Regions from separate parts of the Mus musculus genome. Here region 2 is linked to region 1. The links are chromatin loops, found by intact Hi-C in ENCODE. Cell type or tissue: left cerebral cortex. All regions are shown on one strand. Each heading gives the region's core, and the rest is flanking DNA. Links, peaks and the distances in the headings are about the cores only.

Region 1 (6,293 bases), core at 1,693-4,192:
GTGCTCCAACTCCTCAAACATTTTATGTTAAATTTGTTTAAAATGCTGCATAAAACCAAAATAATATATGCATATTAATTGGACAATGTGATATTCTGATATATTCATATATTATGTAATGAAACATATGTTCATATATTTATTCTTTCTTATGGTAAAGTTTTCAGAATTCCTTCTCATAGCCCTCTGAAATGTTAGTGCATTATTTATGTTTATAGGCACCCAACTAAAAAAAAATGTCTGGCACAAATTCTTCCTACTGTCTAACTGTAAATTAGTGCCCATTCATCAATGTCCACCTCATAGGTCTCTGGTAGCCTCCATTCCACCCTCAACTTCTGTGATATCAACTCTTATAGATTCCGTACCTACAAGTGGGTGGTGTTTGTCTTGCTGGCCAGCTTGGTTTACTAGTACAATGGCCTCCACTTCCGTCCATGAGTCTCAACCAGGCCCCAGGTACAGAAGCTGAGACTGTAGGGAATGAACACAAGTCCTTTGTCTGCACCAAACCAGAGAAACATGGAAAAGAAGAGATTCACAATATGGACAAAGTCAACTCAGTCATTAATGTATAAACACACACATTGGGTTGTGGTCCTGAATGTTTGAATGTAATAACTCACTAATCATAAACAATCTGTGCAGTAGGTTCTATTCATTCATATGTAAACATATGAGCAATACAAAACAGTAAGCTTAAATATTTTGCCAAGGTTAGCCATCTCAAGATCACGATTCTCTGAACTATCTCTTTATTCATGTTATGACTCTATTTTGAACTGTATCATTAGCTAGTATTGTAGTTTTAAGTAACGTTTAAATTATAAGATAAAACATTTAATAAAAAAAATATATATATTTTTCAAGACAGAATCTTCAGTGTGTCTCAGGCTGCCTACTCTTTACTTTGTAGCCCATGCTGGCCTCACACTCATAGTAACTCTTCTGTGTTCGCAGCCTCCAGAGTGTTGGGATTATAAGCAGGAGGCACCCACACGAGGCTAGGTCAAGTCACTTTAATATAATAAACTTTCAGTGTTTCTTATCTGAAATTATACTAGAGGTTAGGGAGAGATAGAAATGGTGAAAACATTTTAAAAATATTTGTGGAGGGGAAAAGTATTTTTTATTATGCTTATGTTTAAAACATTTTGGTTTGCATTCATTTTAACAGTTTTTTTTGTATTTATTGTAGAAGACTTGGAAATATAGAAAAGCAAAGAAGACTTAAAAATATAGAAAAGCAAAGAAGAAAAACTCCTCATAATTAATACTACTGAAAGAAAAATTTTGTTTTTTATATGACTACTTGCAAGATATATGTGCATAATTATGACAAGGGTATAGCTGTTATAAATCAATTTTTGCTACGTATTGCATTCACGAACACAACATAAATGTTTGTCATTCTGAAAATAGTGTCTAAAACTCATTTTCAAATCAGGTCCCCATCTCACTTTCAGAGGCGTTGTACATTTTCCCTCATCTTATTCTTTCGTGCCATGTGATCCAGAGTAGGGACATTTCCTGCATTAGCAGGCTTGGTTTTGAAAGTTCCACAGCAGGAGAAACCTAGATTGCCAGCGGTAGTACTAGAGTGGGTATTGGGAGTCTCTCCAAATCAATGGCACTTTATATTAAAGAGAAAACACATCTGTGTGGAAGCAGGTGCGTATCTACCCTTTGTAATGTTAGGGTAATAATTTGTAATTTTTTGGTTTGTTTTTCAAAACAGGGTTTCTCTGTGCAGTCCTGGCTGTCCTGGAACTCACTCTGTAGACCAGGCTGGCCTCGAACTCAGAAACCCCTGTCAGGCTCCTGAGTAAGTGATGGGTAAACTTTTAAGTCATAGGTACTTTTGATTCACAGAGCATGCCACCCAAAGCCCCACGTTCAGTTATTTCAGCCGTGTTTAATGCCACAGCACATGATTTATTTGATATGATTCCAATGTATTGTTGGAGAAAATAAATAATAATTCTCAGTATATAATTATGTGGGAGACCGGATCTTTGACAGGGGAATTACTCATCTAAAGACAGATGGAAATGCTGCTCACCACAAGAGAACCTCTGAATACATTGTCTTGTTTCTAAATGAGTCTCTGATGACGTTATCTACGGAACACATCATTAAGGAAGTCAAATAGTTTAAATCTCCAATTGTGCCAGTAAGGAAGATTTCTGTGTGTGGTTGGGAGTTAAAAAGCAAAATAATAGCAAGAAAAGAAACACTTGAAATAAGAAGCAGCTGTTTTGAAAGCTTCCATTATTCCCAACCACTAGCATCTTTAAGGGTAGTGCTAAAAAACAAAACAAAACAAACAAACAAACAACAAAACCCTCAAATTCCATTCAGCTAAGAGCACAGGAAGCTGAAGGGAGAGAATGCAGGAGGGGGTGTAGTTCAAGATATAACTGCTGAGTTATGCAGAAATTCTATTCAGGAGCATCAGCTGAACCATCTCTCTAATCTGACCTAATAAATAGCTTCCCAGAAAGAAGGCTGAATTTCCTATATAGATGATACAACTTGGAAATACAACATTTGTTTCATTTTTCCCTTTTTAAATGAAGGAGTATTATGAGAAGGACCGACATTTTCTAAAATACTGAGTAATAACTGTTAACCTTGGTCATATTGAGGAGCATCTCAGGGTATAGTAAAGGTAACACCCCAGGGTAAATCTATAAGAGAGCTTCTGGATGTTCCTTAAGTAAGACCCCTTGAATATAGCCTTGCTTCCTAAATGTGGGAAGTTCAGATAAAATACAAGGAAAAGTGACCAAGTCAGCTCGTACCAGCATCTTCTCTCTCGGTCCTTGCGCATCATTCTGCACTGCATTACCCCTGTCCGGAAACAATGCTGTTGATTGTGAGCTGAAGCCTCCACTAGCGTGAGCCAAATCCATCTCTCCTCCTTTGAAGTTGTTTTGTGAGCTGTTTAGGCTTGGTGATGAAAAGTCTGGCTAAACAAAAAATTGATTATTAGAGGGAAGATAATTACTGTATTGTTCCCTGATGTTGTTTTAAAAACCTTGGACAGTGAAGCGTAGGGGTTTGGAAATGTTTGAGTATGTGGGCTAGAGAAGACCTGGAATGCTGTTGGCACAGAGTAGTGGGTGGTTCTTGTGGGAGCTCAGAAATCCAGAATACTTCCAGGAGTCCAAAGACAAGCTTTCCCCGGGAATAAGCCATCAGAGGCCCTTACATTGGCAGAGAACTTGGCCACATTTTGCCCAAACCCATGGAGGAAGGTTAGGTTTAAAGGTAATGGACTAGCTTATATGGTGGATAGAATCTCAAGGCAGCTAAAAAACAGTTTGTCCAGAAGAGAAACTGTGGACAAAGGGGATAATCTTTTAAAATAGACTAGTGCCATTAAAGAGAAGACAATAGAAAAACCCGTAGAGAGCCTTTGGGAATTGATCAGAACCCTACCTTCCCCACACTCCAGGAAGTAAAGATTTTAGCACACCTCAAATCACTTGAAATACTTGGAAGATAACTGGGGTGCCATGCTCACAGAAGCCCAATAAAGTGGGCTTATTGGAGGAAACAGATTTCTAGAGGTGGACCTTAGTTCAAGTTTATAGTTGAGCTCAGCTTCCCGTTACCACTCTGCCTCCTGACTGCCAACGCTAAACAACCAATGCCTGCATCCCTGCTTCGCTTCCTTCACTCCATGCTCCTCCCTGCTATGGTAGTCTATATTCCCTGAAACTGCAGTCCAACATAAAACTCTCTTACATCAAGTTTCTTCTTGTCAGATATTGGTTATGGTAACGAGAGAATAATACATACAGCTGCCAATGGGAGTGCCTATTGTAGAGTGATATAATACTGTTCAAACTTTCAACTTCCCATGCATTGTCAAAACAGGTTTCAGTGTTGTGGATTGTTTTAAATCTTTACCTCATGACTATCTCTATAGAGTTAAATAGTTCTCTCCCTCTCTTTATATACATATATATGTAATTTTGTATACATTTATAAATGTATGCATGTACATTGGATTTGCAAGGATTTATTCTGACCTCAGCTTTGCTAAAGATGTTAACTGTGCTGTTAGGCAAGTTGCAACTGCTTTATTTTTCATCAAGTATTGCATCTGTCAAAGGGTGATAATATCTACCACAGATGTGGGAAAAAGATGACATAATGATTTGGTAGAGTTCTCAGCTCTGTGGTAGGGCAAGGAAGACAAGCAGAAACTCCTTTTTGTCCAGTTTGAGTAATAGCTCTATAGAAGAAACTGATCCTGGTTCTCAACTTAATGAGGGGAAGCTACCCAAATGTGCATTATCTGCAATGTTACAGGTCTAAACAGAGTCAAGGAGATCAGGAATAAAAGGCATACACTGAGATAAAATCTCACTACAGGACTACCTGCTTTTCTAAGTAATGATGGGTTAACACCAAGGAGATTACGTGATGCATGCATAAGATGGGTACAGACTATGCCAGTGTGTGTGTGTGTATGTGTGTGTGTGTGTGTGTGTGTGTGTGTGTGTGTGTGTGTGTATGAAAATATGAAGGTGAGAGTGCAGCTGCTTAGTTGTGAGGTTTCAAACAAAAAATGATTGGATGGCAAATGAAAAATACGCTCTGAAGGAGACATTCATCCAAAGACTTTCCTCCAGCAGGGCAGTGCAAGATCTTGTTATTTTTAAAGTTAAACATGAGAGGACATTAAGGTAGTACACTAACATTTTCATGTGTATGGTTTTCTGAAGTTTGTATTAAGGGTGATAGGGACAGGCACAGCTCACAGCAAGAAGTCATTTACACCACCATCTGGTCACCAGAACTCTCCTGGCACTCAAGTATGCGCTGGTGTTTTCTGTTGCCTTAACATCCCTCCTCTGGCTTTGGCTGTGCTTTTTTAAGCATAGCATACAGATGGCGAATCATCATCTAAATTCATAGCTCATCTCTTCCTCTTCGTCTACATGCTTATACACATCCAAATGTCCTTGATGAACAGGATTCCCATCACCTCTGAAATACCATCCCAGGACACTGCATCTATAAATGTCTATAGCTTCTAAAACTAAAATTAGTGGGAGTAGGGAATGTATCCATGTTTTTAAAAAATTTTTTATATATAATTTTGACCTTTATTTAAAATGGATTTTTTTCCACAAAATATACTGAGATCACACCCACCCGCGAACTCTTTCCAGGTCCTCCCAACCTCTCCATTCACACAAATTCACAGTCTTTCTCTTTCTTCCTCATTGAAAAGCAGGCAATTCAAAACAAAACAAAACAACAAAGTAAAAACAAACAAACAAACAAACAAACCAGGATACTACAAAACAAACAGGAAAAAAAAAGGAGCCAAAGAAAAAAACAGAAGGAACATACAGACACAAAGCCACATGCAACTAAACAAACAGAAATCTCACAAAATCAGAAACCGTAAGATGTAAGTAAAAGTCCTGTAAGGGTAAAAAAAATAAATAAATAAAACAAATGAGTCCAGACAAAGCATTATGAGACAAAAACCTCCAAAATACCACTGACTTTATTTGTATTGGCAGTCTGCTGCTAGGCCCGGTGTCTGCTCTGAAGTATGATTTGTTTACCCACTGAGACTCCATTGAAGAAAATTAATTTTTCCTTTGTGAACAGTTGTCAACTGGAGATACCTCTGGGTTAGGGATGGGGGCTTGTGTCCATCTCTCAGTGCTGGGACCCTATCTGACTTGGAGTTATGCAGACCCTGTGTATGCTGAAGCAGTATAAATGAGTTCACACGTGTTTAAATCTTGTGTCCAGAAAACCTTGTTTCCTTGGCATCTTCCATCCCCACTGGCTTTTACAATCTGTCTCTTCTGCAAAGCTCCCTGAGTCCTGAGGGATGGATTTTATGAAGATGTCCCACTTACCAATGAGGATTCGGAGGTCTCTCATTCTTTGATGCAGTCGTGGGTCTCAGTATCTGTTCGCATTTCTGCAGGAAGGAGTTTCTCTGACGATGGTTGAGCAAGACACTGATCTATGAGTATAGCAGGATGTTGTTAAGAGTCATTAAATTCAACAGCAGGGGTCAGCTGCTTCTATCCATTGGTTGGATGCAAATATCTGCATCTGACCCTTTCAGCTGCTTGTTGGGTCTTTCAAGAGGGCAGTCATGGTAGGTCCTTTTTTGTGAGCTCTCCATAGACTCAGTAATAGTGTCATGTCTTGGGACTTTCCATTAAGCTGGATTCTACTTTGGGCCTGTCGCTGGACCTGTTTTTCTTCAGGCTCCTCTCTATTTCCATCCCTATACTCTTTCATAC
Region 2 (6,293 bases), core at 2,455-4,954, 54 kb before region 1:
CTCAAATTGAAGCAAATGATTTTGATGATACAGCTGTCTATGAGTTGTCTATGCTCATGAGAGTAATTCCTTACCCACACTCCCACAAATCACCCAAATAAACTCGTTGGTTCACTAAGCAATACTTGAAAAGACTTGTTTCTTTATTCTGTCATTGGTGCTTTATGTGGTGTGAATAACATTTGTTCACACCTTCCCAGGAAAAGCCTCATCACAATCGAATGTCAAATCTAAGGCTCATTTCTCTTTCTGTCTTCTCTCTTCTTCTCACTCATCCTCCTCTATATGAAGCACTCAACTAATAACCTACTTCATATTTTACATTTATAAAATGAGGACCATTGGAGAGGAAGGACAATTTTGTGATCTGGTGCTCAGTAACATGACTAGAGTCAATAATAATGTATCAAAATAACCAAGAGAGTAATTCCAAGGATCTCAGCATAAAAATAAATGGGGAATGAGGTAATGGGTGTGTGGATAGGAGTGATTTCATCATTCTGCCTGCTACACATATATCAAATCAGCCCATCTATTCCATAAATGGATACAATTGATTTATCAATTAAAAACACTAATTTACAAAAATGAAGATCGCGATAATAGGTACTTCATATATTAAAGGAGCTATTTACGTTGACATAATCGAGGCTTCTCCAGATAAACAGAGTCTATAGGACACACAAACACACACACACACACACACACACACACACACACACACACACACACGGGGAGAGAGAGAGAGAGAGAGAGAGAGAGAGAGAGAGAGAGAGAGGTGGACAGACAGACAGACAAAGAGGCACAGACACAGAAACACACAGAGAGAAATAGATGTTATTAGTACATTCATTTGGTGTTACTTTTAAAGCTAGTATAAACAGTAATGGACTTCATTACACCACTTCGTTTTCACGCATGTATTATCGTTCTTCTTTACTTCTGTCCTTCCTGCTTCTCTTCATTCTTCCTCCACCAAATCCCTTCCTGCATTCATGCCTTCATACTTATATTTAAATTGTTTTACATTAGTAAAATATTATGTCTTTATGTGCTTTTTTATTCACACAAAATTAATATTTCAAAAGGAATGGGCTTATACATTTATGGAAGTGGGGTATATCAAAATTGCAGCTAGAGCAGGCTGGCTGCAGCCTGGGGCAGCCACACCACAGACTCTAGAACCAGTTGGAGTCTATAGGTGGTTTGCTGTATAACCAGGACATGTCTGTCTGCTATAGAATTTGATCCCATTTGGGGTAGACACAGCCATTCTTTTCAGGTTTCTACTGAATGGGCTCCAGTGATATTAAGAAGAGCAATCTTCAATGGATAAGAATCTGCCCAGAAACTGTGATCAGAGTCATATTGTATGAAAAAAAGTATTCTCAATTAAACAAACAAACAAAACAACAACAACAAACCCTACTCCATACTAGGACAATACTATCACAAATCCTTACAAAAAAAATCCAGAATAATATTTTACACACAATCTGGAAGCTCTGTGATCTTAACAGGTTGGTATAAAAGTTAAAGATCAAAGTATTAAATGAAATGTTTAATGTAGTCCTAACCAGTGATATTCATGTTACTAGTATACTTACTTCTGAAAATTGCTTGCAAACCAGTAACAGCCAATATGAAAATAGCAAGCGAATACTCTTGGTAGTAATGCTGAAAAGTGCATGGTGACCCCTGTAGACATGTTGGAAAACACACAGCATGTTCAGTAAGAATGGATAAGTGTTCACAGTGAGCCATGCAGAGAAAGCAGTCTCTTCATCTGCATACTTTTCCGACTGTGCATCACAGGAAAGCTGGCAAATTTCTTTCCTTACAACCTTGCACATGACTGAATGCTTTAAAAAGGGTTTCTGTGAAAGTCATTCTTGTTTAGAAGTGAATAGAACAATAATATTTAAGCCCCAAGAAGTCCATTGTGCATGAGCAGAACAATGCCTTCCTGAAGATATTTATATGTATATCTGGCATCCTCTGAATAAGTCACCTCATGTGACAAAAGGGACCTGGGATATGAGGCTCCGACATGGAGTTAGAACTTGGACATAACTTGCCTCATGAATAGAATCTAATGACACAGGAGTGTGAAGCAGAACATTGTTCCCTGCTGTGGTGAGGAAACTGGGGAGAGAGAGAGAGAGAGAGAGAGAGAGAGAGAGAGAGAGAGAGAGAGAGAGAGAGAGGAGGCTGGGAGGAAGATGGGGTAAAAGGATAAAAGGATCATAGGCCAAGGAATGTGAGTGGCTTTTGGAAGCTGGAACAGCAGGGAAATGGATTCATTTTTTAAATTTCCAGAAAGGAATGCGTTTCTGCTGTCCTTTCATTTTCTCCCTCTGAGACTTCTGACCTATTTAACTACAGACACCAAAACCCTGTTCTTTTAAGCCTCCAAGTTTGTGTAATTTGTAACAACAGCGAGAGGAGTTACTGCACATTCTCAAGTCAGGGAAGGAGGCGAACTGCCTCGTGTCGTCTCTGATAGCTCTCTATTTTTTTCTTTTGTACCTTTAGGGTTTTTTTTTTTTTTAAAGATTAAAGGAAAAATCAATTCTAGTGTTTATTCTTGCAGGGCCAGTTTCTATTTATTCAGTTTATTCCATCTATTTACTTGTAAAATTTGCAATTTTATAATTTTTAAAACATATTCTTTTTATTGACTCTTTGGGAATTTCATATCATGCACTGCAATCCCACTCATTTCCCAATCCTTCCATATCTACCTCCCAATCTTGTAACCTCCTCCTCCCCGAACCAATAAAATAATAAAACAAACAAAAACCTTCCATTGACCCCTCTGGGCAAGGCAACAGTCCACTCCTCTTTCACCCACAGCCTTCTTTCCCACTCAGGTCTCCAGTTCTGATGTGTGTGCATCCATTCAGTCCGCCAGGTTTCTCCACCTTTCCATCACACATTCATTAGTGACAGTAGCATTGGAAGCTGAGATGTCATGCGATAGGTATATCCTTCTGCTATAGTATCAATACTGGATCCTCACCAGGGCTCCTAAAGGAGATCCTACTGTTGCCCTGTGCCATAGTTGCCCTGCAGCTTTTGTTCTGCAGGACTTGCCCCTTTCACACACTCTAGCAGTTCATGAATGACATATTTTGAGGTTGGGCCCCCACAAAGCCATGGACCCGGATAACTGAGTTTGTCAGCTCACAACTTGCCTGTGCCCGTGCTACCTTAGCCAGCTTTCCCACTGATTGTTTTTTAGTGGATTAAATACCTTTATCACTGAGTTATTGTTTAAGGTACAACAGCAGTGTGGTTTAACTGTTACTTGCAGTTGTTGGGTAAAATAATAAAATACAAAAAAAAAAAAAGAAGAAGAAGAAAAGGCCACATTTCATTATTCTAAATACCATTTGCTGTTCTGGAAAAAAATTCCAACCTTCTGAAATCCTGGAGCGATATCATTACCATGGGCAAAAAAATAACCCTCAGTGCTCTAATAAGCTTCTCTGTATGTGTTTGTATACATCCACATATGTATAGATGTAACAAGCGTAAACAGGAAACCATCCGTACCAACTGTAGTAAAACATGGGTTTATTAAGTGGTGCTTTTAAAATAACACCACCCTTTCCTTCTAAGAGAGAATTTCTTGGGGAGATTTACATAGAGAATTTTAGACAGTAAGGGCTGCTTATTGGTGGAAACTTACAAGGCTTGAAGCCATGAAAAGTTTTCCAGTTCTGAGTAGACCTTGGCATTTGCACAGTGACAATATTGTTTAGAACAAGCCCCTTTTAATGGCATTGACGTTTTCCTGTTCCACTGTGGACATTTCCCTTGAATGCCTGCGTGGGAAGAGGAACAATGTTGTCAACACCCACTGTCCATCTGAATCCTAAAAACTGGAGGTTGGATGAATGCCACAGCCGATAGTCAGAATACAGTCTGTGCAACAACATGTGCAATTTTGAGCATAGAAGCCTTGGACAGTGTTAAGACAGATTATATGATATCTGGAAATACTCAGAACATGGCTTAGGAAGAATTTTCAATATACTTTAATGCTAGTTTTATACATTTACCTCTTTCAATTAGAAAATGTCACATGAAAAATTTTGTATATGACCAAATTGATATCTTTTAGTTTTTAATAAATTATGCTTAGGGGCTAATTTTACATACAACCAGGCTTTCTTGAGAGCAGAGGTCTGACTTGTGGATCACTGTACAGACTATACACTTAAAGTGTGTATCAAGTGAATTAAGTATAATGCAAATTTAATTTTTTTTCTCTAAGAAAACTCCTTGCTTTTGATATGTCACCGGGCCTTGGTGTCTCTGAAAGCAACTGATGCCATCATAGAAACCACTTCCTTCCTTCCTTGATTCTCTTGGGGGTGAGATTTAGGACCCTCTTTTGTCTAAACAGTCAAATCCCACCCAGACCCATGCCAGTCACTAAACAACTAACAGCAGTTCTACCTGCATTATGTTTAGCCCATTGTGAAGTCTCCTTGGGGCAGAAAAAGAATCGAAAATAAATTCCAATATATATACAGACACTTAATACGCACACAAGCACTGGTGGCCTCTGGAGAGAGGGTAGCGTTGACCTGACGACCTCAGCCACATGCTAACCAAGAAAGCCAGGAGCCCTGAGTGGCTGGGGCAAGAGCAGGCCCAAGAAATGAGGAAACCTGAAGGCATTCATCTGGCAACATGTCAATTATTTCAACAATTCCCCTCTACTTGGAAGAATGTGAGCCATCTCAGGCATGGAGTTAGTATTTTTAGAATTCTTGGTATACTAAGCGTCTTGCAATTCTAGGCTCAGCTAGGAAATTAAAGTCAGGCGGAAAAGAGCAAGCTTGAGAGCGGGCTTTACTTCCTTTCTGTCAGGACCAAATAGTGTTTTCTTCTCCCAAGTGATAGTGGGATGTGGGGTCAGTTAATTGAATTTCTTCTACATTATGAAAGTCAAGGAAATACTATGTGGAGGAAGAATTTTGGTGGGAGCAAGGACCTTAGAGATGTAACCTCGTGATTACTCAACCGTTCCCCAGCTGAAGACATTTAAAATGTCCATTTCAGAAAAATATACATGACGGCCCACACAGTGAATCATCACAGTAACAACTCAAGATCTTCAGGAAATGTGAAAAATCATTTGCTTCCCAGCATTGCAAACCTATGGTAGACAATGGAGGACTTAACTCAAACACTGTCAATCTTCCTCAGGACAGAATTATCAGCAAATCTTTAGGCTTTCAAGGCTGTCAGTGACCGGAAGTAGAGATTAGGAATGAGTAAAAATGAGGATAAAGGCTTCTGGCTTGGCCAGAGCATGGGGAAGTGATGGATGTTCTGCCAGGAAAAAGAAAATGACTCTTTACCCTCAAGTGATAATTTCTAACTTCATGACAAATTGGTTTTACTTTATTCTCTCTCTCTCTCTCTCTCTCTCTCTCTCTCTCTCTCTCTCTCTGTCTCTCTCGCCCCCTCCCTCCCTCCCTCCCCCTCTCTCCACACTCCTCCACACACAGAGTTATTTTTAGCTAAATAATTTGAAAGTAGGATGTAAAGGTCATGCTTTTTGACCTATGTATAATATAGTGTACATTTCTCAAGAAAAGAATTTTATATAATCACAGTGTAGTTGGGAACAAATCTAGAGAGCTAATTAGATGATCAAATCTACACTGACTCCTAATGCATAACTCATTATACTAGCTTGTGATCTATCCTATCCTTTCTTTGTTCTTGGAAATAATGCACACATACACACAATAGTATTTCCCAATTTCTTTGTAGATTTAGTCCATAAAACAATTAGCACATGATACCAAACAAGAAGCAAACATGCTTCAGTAAATTTTGAGATATTTCTATACTTCTCTTGTTTTTCTCCCTACTTTTTGAAACTTCCCTACATAAACCGACTCTAAGTTTCCACGATGTTGTTGGCCAAAAGAAATCAAGGACCTTCAGACAGAAGAATGAGCATCACAGACGAGTTAGGATATTGGCTCTGGCAGCCCTGTGAGCACCACACTAAATTGAAGGCAGGCATGGAGACTTGGAGTGACAAAGTGATTAGTTATGACAATTTCCCAGTAAGAGATCTTGAAAGGCTGCCTTGGATCAAACTGGAACTGTAGAAGGTAAAGAATTTGGGAGTGAGAGATAGGGAAGTGGTGTCTCCCTGTTGATAGAATTCCTTTTATTCAGCAAACAAGACAAATATATTTCAGTCACATACAAAAGAGATGGGATAGAGAGGTGACTGTCCAAAGACTCCTATTACCTAT

What was found. Peaks named below come from ENCODE experiments on the same cell type or tissue, not always from the same donor. Only the 100,000 strongest peaks of a DNase experiment are listed, where the experiment ranks them.
Region 2: a loop joins it to region 1, with 5 times the contacts of the local background. A loop is called at or near these places in 4 of 42 quality-filtered maps.

Annotation. Positions count from the first base shown.
Region 1 is chr3:80,028,401-80,034,693 of GRCm38, forward strand. No RefSeq gene overlaps it. Among named protein-coding and RNA genes, the nearest start is that of Gm36569, 140 kb to the left of the region's middle. In left cerebral cortex, for the core only: no CTCF peak of the experiment used is centred there; a DNase peak (open chromatin) is centred at 3,160.
Region 2 is chr3:79,973,141-79,979,433 of GRCm38, forward strand. No RefSeq gene overlaps it. Among named protein-coding and RNA genes, the nearest start is that of Gm36569, 89 kb to the left of the region's middle. In left cerebral cortex, for the core only: no CTCF peak of the experiment used is centred there; a DNase peak (open chromatin) is centred at 3,859; H3K27ac peaks cover 899 bases.